2 separate regions of the Homo sapiens genome follow, and region 1 is linked to region 2. Evidence: chromatin loops called from intact Hi-C (ENCODE). Cell type or tissue: GM12878. All regions are shown on one strand.

Evidence for each region. Hi-C counts contacts between places; a loop is a spot of excess contacts. Peaks named below come from ENCODE experiments on the same cell type or tissue, not always from the same donor. Only the 100,000 strongest peaks of a DNase experiment are listed, where the experiment ranks them.
Region 1: a loop joins it to region 2, with 2.1 times the contacts of the local background. A loop is called at or near these places in 1 of 110 quality-filtered maps.

Annotation. Positions count from the first base shown.
Region 1 is chr20:19,183,342-19,188,341 of GRCh38, forward strand. No RefSeq gene overlaps it. Among named protein-coding and RNA genes, the nearest start is that of SLC24A3, 27 kb to the right of the region's middle. In GM12878, a CTCF peak has its summit at 1,920; no DNase peak of the experiment used is centred here.
Region 2 is chr20:19,071,343-19,076,342 of GRCh38, forward strand. No RefSeq gene overlaps it. Among named protein-coding and RNA genes, the nearest start is that of SLC24A3, 140 kb to the right of the region's middle. In GM12878, a CTCF peak has its summit at 2,396 (motif pointing right); DNase peaks (open chromatin) are centred at 149, 915, 2,700 and 3,889; H3K27ac peaks cover 2,693 bases.

The DNA of each region.
Region 1 (5,000 bases), 110 kb after region 2:
AGTTGGGTTATTTGTCTTTTTAGTGTAGAATTACAAGTTCCTTATATATTATAAACATTAGTCTCTTATCAGCTATATGATTTGCATATTTTTTTCCCATTATGTAGGGTGTATTTTACTTTATTAATAGTGTCCTTTGAAGCATAGTTACTTTTGATTTTTATGAAGTCCAATTAATCAATATTTTATTGCTTGTGTTTTTGGTATCATATCTAAAAAAACCATTGGCTAATACATGGTCACAAAGACTTATGACTATGATTTCTTCTAAGAGTTTTATCATTTTCACTCTTACATTTAGGTCTTTGATTCATTTTGACTTAATTCTTGTATATTCTGAGATTTGACTCCAAATTCATTCTTTTTTCAGGTAGATACATAGTTGTTCCGATACCATTTGCTGCAAAAGCTATATTTTCCCCCATTAAATTTTTTTAGCACCCCTGTCAAAAATTAATTCATCATAAAAGTATCAATTTATTTCTGGACTTTCAATTATATTGCATTGATCTATGTGTCTACTGTTACATCCATACCACACAGTATTGATTCCTGGAGCTTTGTAGTAAGTTTTGAAACTGGAAGTGTGAATTCTCTAACTTTATTCTTTTTTAAAGTTTATTTTCACTATTTTTATCTCTTTCATTACCAAGTAAATTAAAAAAATACTTTATACTTTTATATATAAAGTATATATAAACTGTGAACGCAGTTACATGTTCACAGCAAAATTGGGCAGAAGGTATGTGGAATTCCCACATATCCCCAATCACACATAGCCTCCCCCACCCAAATGTTACACCAGAGTAGTACATTTATTACCTTCAAGGGATCTACATTGGCACATTATTATCACCCAAAGTCCACAGCATATATGAGGTTTCACTCTTGGTGTTACTGGTTTTATGGGTTTTGACAAGTATAAAATGATAAATATTTCACTATTATAATATCAAACAAAATAGTTTATCTGCCCTAAAAATCCTCTGTGTTCCACCTATTCATTTCTCTCTCCCCCACCCCACAATTGGAATCACAGAATATAGCTTTTTCAAAATGCTCAACACCACTAATGATCATGGAAATGCAAATCAAAACCACAATGTGATACCACCTTACTCCCGCACGAATGGCCATAATTAAAAAATAAAAAATAATAAATGTTGGCATGGATGTAGTGAAAAGGGAACACTTTTACACTGCTGGTGGGAATGTAGACTAGTACAACCACTGTGGAAAACAGTGTGGAGATTTCTTAAAGAACTAAAAGTAGAGCTACCATTTGATCCAGCAGTCCCACTACTGGGTATGTATCCAGAGGAAAAGAAGTCATATGAAAAAGACACTTGCACACACAGGTTTATAGCAACACAATTCACAATTGCAAAAATATGGAACCAGCCCAAATGCCCACCAATCAACGAGTGCATAAAGAAAATGTGACATATATATATATATATATATACACACACACACACCATGGAATACTACCCAGTCATAAAAAGGAACAAAATAATGGCATTCGCAGGAATCTGGATGGAATTGGAGACCATTCTTCTAAGTGAAGTAACTCAGGAATGGAAAACTAAACATCTTACGTTCTCACTTATAAGTGGGAGCTAAGCTATGAAGATTCAAAGGCATAAGAATGATACAATGGACTTTGGGGACTCAGGGGAAAGAGAGGGAGCGGGATGAGGGATAAAAGACTATACATTGCGTACAGTGTACACTGCTCGGGTGATGGGTGCAACAAAATCTCAGAAATCACCACTAAAGAACTTATTCATGTAACCAAACAACACCTGTTCCCTCAAAACCTATTGAAATAAAAAAATGTTAAAAAAGAGCACCAGTAAGCTACCACTTAACAAGGATGCTGCTAATATTTAGTTCCATTTCTATCTCACCCCTCACCTCACTCTGACTTCACCCTACCAGTAACAAACATCCCCATCTTGTGGTTACTTTTTACTTCTTTCAAAACTATAATCATATATGAATGTATCCCTAAGCAACATGTTTAATCATGCTAATTTGCAAGATTTATAGAATATATATCATACCAAAAAAAAGAATATTGCCTTATCAAATTGGCTTATTTCACATAGTAACATGTATTTAAGGTTCTTCCATGTCATTTCATGGCTTCCTCGCTCATTTCTTTTTAGTGCTGAATAATATTTCATTGTCTGGATTTACCACAGTTTATCCATTCAGCATTACTGAAGGACATGTTGGTTGCTTTCAAGTTTTGACAACTATAAATAAAGTTGCTAAAAAATGTGCAGGTTTTGTGGGGACATGTCTTCAATTCATTTGAATAAATACTAAGAAGTGCAATTGCTGGATCATATCATAAGAGTATGTTTAATTTTCTAAGAAACTGCTAAACTGTCTTTAAAAGTGGCTATACCATTTTGCATTCCTGCCAACAATGAATGAGAGTTTCTGTTGCTCCACAACCTTGTCACCATTTGATGTTGCCAGTGTTCTGGATTTTGGCCATTCTGTTATGAATGTAGTGCTATTGCATTGTTGTTTAAATTTGCAATTCCTTAATGACAAATGACATTGAACATATTTTCGTATGCATATTTTTCATTTCTAAATATGTTCTTTGTATGTGTCTGTTCAGGTTTATTGCTCATTTTAAAATTGGGTGGTTTGTCTTTTTATTGTTTTTTTGTTGTTGTTGTCAGGGATAGACAAGGTCTTGCTCTGTCACCTGGGCTGGTGCACAGTGGCGCAATCATGGCTGTCTGCGGCCTCAACCTCCAGGGCTCTGGTGATACTCCCACACCTCAGCCTCCTGAGTACCTGGGACTACAGACATGCACCAGCATGCCTGGCTAATTTTTGTATTTTTTGTAGAGTTGGGGTTTTGCCATTTTTCCCAGGCTGGTCTCAAACTCCTGAGCTCAAGTAATCTTCATTGTTGAGTTTTAAGGGTTGTTGATATATTTTGGGTAACAGTCTTTTATCTGATATATCCTTTCGGTCTGTGGCTTGTCTTCTCATTCTCTTGGCAATGTCTTTTGCAGAGCAGAAGTTTTTAATTTTAGTGAAATCCCACTTATCAATCTCTTCTTTCAGATTGTGCTTTTGATGTTGTATCTAAAAAGCCATACATCACACCAATAAACCTACCACTTAACAAGGATGCTGCTAATGTTTAGTTCCATTTCTATCTCACCCCTCACTTCATTCTGACTTCACCCTCCCAGTAACAAGCATCCCCATCTTGTGGTTACTTTTTACTTCTTTCAAAACTATAATCATATATGAATGATCCCTAAGCAACATAATGTTTAATCATGCTAATTTTCAAGATTTATAAAATATATATCATACCCAAGGTCACCAAGATTTTCTCCTATGTTATCTTCTAGGAGTTTTATAGTTTGTTACATTTAGGTAATGATCAAGTTCGAGTTAATCTTTGTGAAAAGTGTAAGTTAATCTTTGTGTAAGGTCTGTCTAGATTTATTTATTTAAAAGTAGATGCAGTTATTCCAGCACTATTTGTTGGAAAGACTATCCTTTCTCCATTGAATTGCTCTTGCTTTTTTGTCAAAGATCAATTGACTATATTTATGTGGGTCTATTCCAGGCCCCTTTATTCCATTCCACTGAGCTACTTGTCTATTCTTTTGCAAATTCTTTGCCAAGGCTTATATTGCTTTAAAGTCGGAAACTGTCAATTCCCTGACTTTGTTGTTCTTTATTATTTTTTTTATTATACTTTAAGTTCTAGGGTACTGGCGCACAATGTGCAGGTTTGTTACATATGTATACATGTGCCATGTTGGTGTGCTACACCCATTAACTCATCATTTACATTAGGTATATCTCCTAATGCTGTCCCTCCCTGCTGTCCCAACCCCACTACAGGCCCCGGTGTGTGATGATCCCCACCCTGTGTCCAAGTGTTCTCATTGTTCAGTTCCCACCTATGAGTGAGAACATGCAGTGTTTGGTTTTCTGTCCTTGTGATAGTTTGCTCAGAGTGATGGTTTCCAGCTCCATCCATGTTCCTACAAAGGACACGAACTCATCCTTTTTTATGGCTGCATAGTATTTCATGGTGTATATGTGCCACATTTTCTTAATCCAGTCTATCATTGATGGACATTTGGGTTGGTTCCAAGTCTTTGCTATTGTGAATAGTGCCGCAATAAACATATGTGTGCATGTGTCTTTATAGCAGCATGTTTTATAATCCTTTGGGTATATACCCTGTAATGGGATGGCTGGGTGAAATGGTATTTCTAGTTCTATATCCTTGAGGAATTGCCACACTGTCTTCCACAATGGTTGAACTAGTTTACACTCCCACCAACAGTGTAAAAGTGTTCCTATTTCTCCACATCCTCTCCAGCACCTGTTGTTTCCTGACTTTTTAATGATCGCCATTCTAACTGGTGTGAGATGGTATCTCATTGTGGTTTTGATTTGCATTCCTCTGATGACCAGTGATGATGAGCATTTTTTCATGTGTCCGTTGTCTGCATAAATGTCTTCTTTTGAGAAGTGTCTGATCATATCCTTTGCCCACTTTTTGATGGGGTTGTTTGCTTTTTTCTTGTAAATTTGTTTAAGTTCTTTGTAGATTCTGGATATTAGCCCTTTGTCGGATGAGTAGATTGTAAAAATTTTCTCCCATTCTGTAGGTTGCCTGTTCACTCTGATGGTAGTTTCTTTTGCTGTGCAGAAGCTCTTTAGTTTAATTAGATCCCATTTGTCTATTTTGGCTTTGGTTGCCAATGCTTTTGGTGTTTTAGTCATGAAGTCCTTGTCCATGCCTATGTCCTGAATGGTATTGCCTAGGTTTTCTTCTAGGGTTTTGATGGTTTTAGGTGTAACATGTAAGTCTTTAATCCATCTTGAATTAATTTTTGTACAAGGTGTAAGGAAGGGATCCAGTTTCAGCTTTCTACATATGGCTAGCCAGTTTTCCCAGCACCATTTATTAAATAGGGAATCCTTTCCCCATTTCT
Region 2 (5,000 bases):
CAAGTTCTGAGCCTCAAAGAGGAAGTTGAGCATTACAAAAATAGAGGTGTTATATGGATAAAGCTGTAGCTTTCTACCTGTAAAACCCACCACATCAATCTGTGAAGATGCGGTTCATTATTCTCAGGATGATGCAATTAGTCTTAATGACCTGGCAGGCGCTTGTGAGCAATGATTCTTAATAAAGCTTTCAGGGCTAGGGTGAAAACCACCCACTGCTTGTGTCTATTCATCTCACTCCCAAGCTCGGCCATGCATACTCAGTTTGAATATGTGCTTCCTAAATCCATTTTAAGGGGAATTGTTTAGTGATTTACTATCATAGGCATCCTGGCTTATAGCTAAGAGATGGGCTTGCCTCTTTCAGCAAGAAAAACAGGCCAAGATGAAGATCAAAGGCAAAGAACTGGTGTTCCTCAGGAATAAAGACTGGTGGCTTGAACTGAGCCATCTTTGTGCATCACCCACTGAGTTTAATAATGTACCAAGAGGACTGGTTTTGTGTCCTATCCAAGGGGTACACGACTGCAAACTGGCTTGTTCATGAACCTCTTTCCAGCTGGCACAGCCTCATGGAGAGCTGTTTATCTGAATATTTATAATACTTATAGTAGATTAATAATTGTTATATTCCTGTTCAACAGCCATCCTTGACTTTCTTCCTTGCTAGCCGAAGGATACCTCCTACTCTGAAACAGACTGGATTCTAGCTTTCCCAGACATGCTTTCAGCTAAGACATGAGCACGTGACCAATCTTGACCAAAAAAACTAGAGGGGAAGTCAGTTAAGGGCTCATGGAAAGGGTTTTCTTCTATATTAAAAGAGTAACACAGTGGAGGAACATACTGTATCTGTGTTTGGACAGCATATATGAGAATGCAATGTCAGAAATCTAGTGACCAAGAGAGCAAAGCTGAGAGAATCACAGAGAAACCACATCAGTTTAGTTAGTGAACTAATGGGCCCTGAAGCTGCCCACCTCTGAACTTTCTATTTTATGAGATCATCAGTGCCCTTTATTGCAGGTACTTTCAGGTGATGGTTGCAGACACAGTTGTTTACCTATGCAAACATATTCCTCCATATTCCTTGCTAAAGGAATCCTAATTCAATTAATCTGGGGGGAGATCCTCTACCCTTGAGGGAGATGGGCTCAGCCTTTATGCTACTGGCAGGGCCTGGGGGGGCGCATATAAACCATCCTGGACGCAGGGATGTAAAGGGAAGCCTTCTGGAGGACCCTGGGGAAGACTCTTCTGCCCTAATAAGAGATAACTCTGTGAGCATAAAGGTTCTGCCTGACTCTTCCCCTTTGAAAACAGCATATGAGGACAAGTTGCTGAGGACGTGGCTGCTTTCTTAGGATCAGAAGAAGATGAAAAGAAAACTATAGAGGAGGCATCTTTCTTTGAGCTGATCCCTGAAACAATTGCATGTAGGATTTTAAATAAAAGCCATTTAGTAATATTTAATTTTTAGCCATGGGTGGACATTTTCCTGCTGAAGGGATTTTGAAGTGTTCAAGCTTAGACCCAAGGCCCTGGCAGGGGTTGGCAGAGGTAGATTTTAAGAGTGATGCCGATTTGTTTTCCAGTCTAAAAAAAGGGGGGCTGCCTATCATATCTTTAGAGAGCAAGCGGGAATTGGACTGGACCAAAATATGCAGTCAAGTGAGAGAAGTGGCCCTTTGATTAGGGGCTTTTTAAGGCTCCGAATCCCCAGGCAGCCTGGGACTGTGATCTGGCCATGAGATGTGGGACAGGGAAGGGGAGATGCCCCAGATGGGAAAATCTAGGGCTGTGGACCTTGCCCTCCTGAAGTGACCAAGCCACGAAGACAGGGGCTTCAGCACAGCCGAGGCTGGGGTCTGGACACCTAGTGACCTGGGGCTGCATCGTGAGTGGTGGGAGAGGGGAGGCAGCTGTTGCCCCCACAAAAGGCTGGATACGGCTACTTTTGGAAAGCAGAAGGGGAAAAATAGAGGTACATTTCAGTAATTTGCTGGTGAAGGAAGTCAGTGACTGTTTTATCACCCAGGTCCACAGCCCTGTATTGTACCACCAGGATGATGTGGCTTGGGAAAATGATAGATGCTCATGTTTACCCCCATCTCACCAGATATTAGGTTGGTGCAAAAGCTATTGCGGTTTTTGTAATAGTTTTTAAGCACCTTGAAAGCACCGATGGTTTGTTACATTCCTCTGATGTTCCTGTGCAAGCATCAAATAGTTGATATTTAAATTTAATTCAATAAATATATGTTGAGACCATGCTGTGCCCCAGGCACCATGCCAGACACTGGGATACAGCAATGGATGTTTGCCTAAAGGAGGCTTGTGTGACTTGATGTAAGCTACCCCATAACCCTTGGGGCTGTACCCAAGGGGGGCTTCTATGCTGATCTTTGTCAACCACTAGAGGGCAGAAGAAGGGGCCCTTTTCCTGAGCCTGTAACATCCCCAGAGGGATGGCACCGGGAGTGTGAGACCAGGCTCTAGAGAGCTGAGACCTAAAAGGGAGGCAGGGATGGGAAGAGGGCTCCTTGTGATTATTTCTGAGTGGTGTTCTTGGGGGTGGTTTTTTTTTTCTCTTCCCAAGGCATTCTGCAAATTGGAAAATCACTCAGTCATGCTAATTGTGACAGCGTGAGACCTCTGTCAAATTACTGTGGTGCCTGTGCTCTGGGGAACATTGCCTTTTGAGCTGTAAAATGTCTTCTTTTACAGTAATGAACATCTTTTAGCAGCATAAGAATGCACCAGGGGGTTCCCAAGAAAATGGAATAGGTGGTTTCTCATGGGTAGGTTGCCCTACCCTCAACTTGATCTAATTATAAAATGATTGGATTTTCCTTAGATAATGGAGATGATGAGGAAAATCTACTTCATATTATGAGCCAGAGCTTCAGACTGTGGCAGTTTGTTCGTCCTTGGGCAATTGTGGTTGAGTAGCTAATTGAACAGCTTTGGGCTTTGAGAAATAGCCATACGCCTTTATCTCCTTCTCAATTTTCTCATCCTTTTATGTTTATTAACCTCTAAGCATGGTTGTTCCATCATGAATAAGAAAATTCTGAATCTTTGTTTTCCTTCTCCAGAAGGGATTTCTATCTGCAGTGGAGTGAGCCCAAGTTTACCACCAGGGACTAACTGGCAGAGATTCCTGGAGCACCTGCATGATGTGGGGGGCTTGTTGGCATTTGAGTCAGGAGGAAGTGGAGATCTGAGGCTTCTCAGAGTGAGCTTCAAAGAGTCAGAGAAAAGGTTAAAAGTCCTGTAGTCTTATTTATGTGAGACCTCACAACTAAGGTGACCCTTTAAACTTCCCATGGAATTACTGGCATGAACAACTTGCTACATTACTTTGGAATTATATCCTAGATATTTTAGAAAAATGTCCAAGCAATGCACGACATTGAAAACTGCTTATTTCCAACCATTCGTTGCTCAGTCACCAAGTGCTGGCCATTGCCTAGATCCTGGGAGAAGCGGAATGTTTGTTGGTTAAGAGCGTGGAGTTAGACTACTTGGTTGTGGTCTGTGTAGGGTGCAGGGCAATGGGAATATTTGAGAAAAACCTTAAGTTTATTTCTACAGTCAGAAATGTGTTCCTCCATTGGAAATCACTTCATATTTTTAGAGGAAGTGAGAGAGATGTGGAAAGTGTAGATAGAAAATTTTAGTATGATTGATTGCTAAAAAAAATTCCCCCGGAAAGCTATTTCAAGTAGAAAATGGTGTTATGTGGTCAGGTTGGGGCAAGAAAAAAATGAAATACACCAAGATTCTGAAGAGAGCAGAACATGAAAGATGAGCCATGATTCTTTGTAGCAATATCACGTGCTGGAAGCGTCCTGTTGTGGTCACTTTGTCCTTTGTGTTAACTCCACATCCCCCTGCACTTCCTGTCCCCTCCCACAGTTGCCCAACTCGGAAGCCCTCAGACAGGTCTCCGTGTCTGTCAGCAGCTCTGCCCTCAGGGCTGAGTGGCACCTTGCAGCACTGGCTGGATCCTGAGCAGTTCCTTCCTGTCAGCTGTTGGCAAATGCTGCCTTTTGAGCAGGACTCACCTTCCTGCAGCGTGGGAACTGGGGGTGGTGTCACCAACTGTTGGACTGTGACAACTGGCATGGCTAAGAGTATAGAAAGTATCTCCTACCCTGTCCTGCTCTGCCCTTCAAGCCCGGGCACTTCTTCCATTCTCCATTGTCCAAGGTCAAAGGAAGGGCTGGTTGACTCTCAGCAGTGGGATTCCCTGCCTGCCTGGGTACCCTCCCCAGCCCAGCTTCCTTCTAGGAGGTTGGAAACAGGCCCCGGCGAGCCTGGTGCCATGTCTTCATGGGAGTTGCTTACGTGGTACACCAAGCCCAGGTATAAGAGAGGGACCAGAAATGTCAACTGTTTTCTCGGTCCAGGATTTCTCCTTTGCAATGCCTGGAAGGATTTTTTTATTTTATTCTTTACTCTTTCTATTGAGACGTAACATGCATAAAATGCCTAAAATGCACTTAGGAGTGTACGGTCCTTCTACACCTGTATAAATAGCACCCAGATCAAGATTTGGAATCCTACTAGTATTCCAGAAGGTTCCTTATTTTCCTCTTTCAGTCAATAACTCCGCAGGCAACTACCATTCTGACCTCTATTTTCATCAGTTAGTTTTTCCTGTTTTTGTCATCGTATGAATGGAATCATGCCATATATACCCTTTTGTGTCTGGCTTCTGTGCTACTATGAACACTCTTGTATATCCTTTTGTATAGCATGGACTCTTTCTCTTGGGTGCATGCTAAGAGTAGAATCACTGGGCTATAGGTCCGAATGATGTATTTTGATTATGTTAACTTAAGCATGTGCGAGTTGGCACAACAAATAACACAGCTATAAATAAAAGTAGCTATGAATAAATTATAAGTGAGTGCCCCAGCTTTCAATCAACCACACTACCAAATGGAAGCATATTCATGTCATGTCAGGGAAAGGTGATGGCTACTGATTGC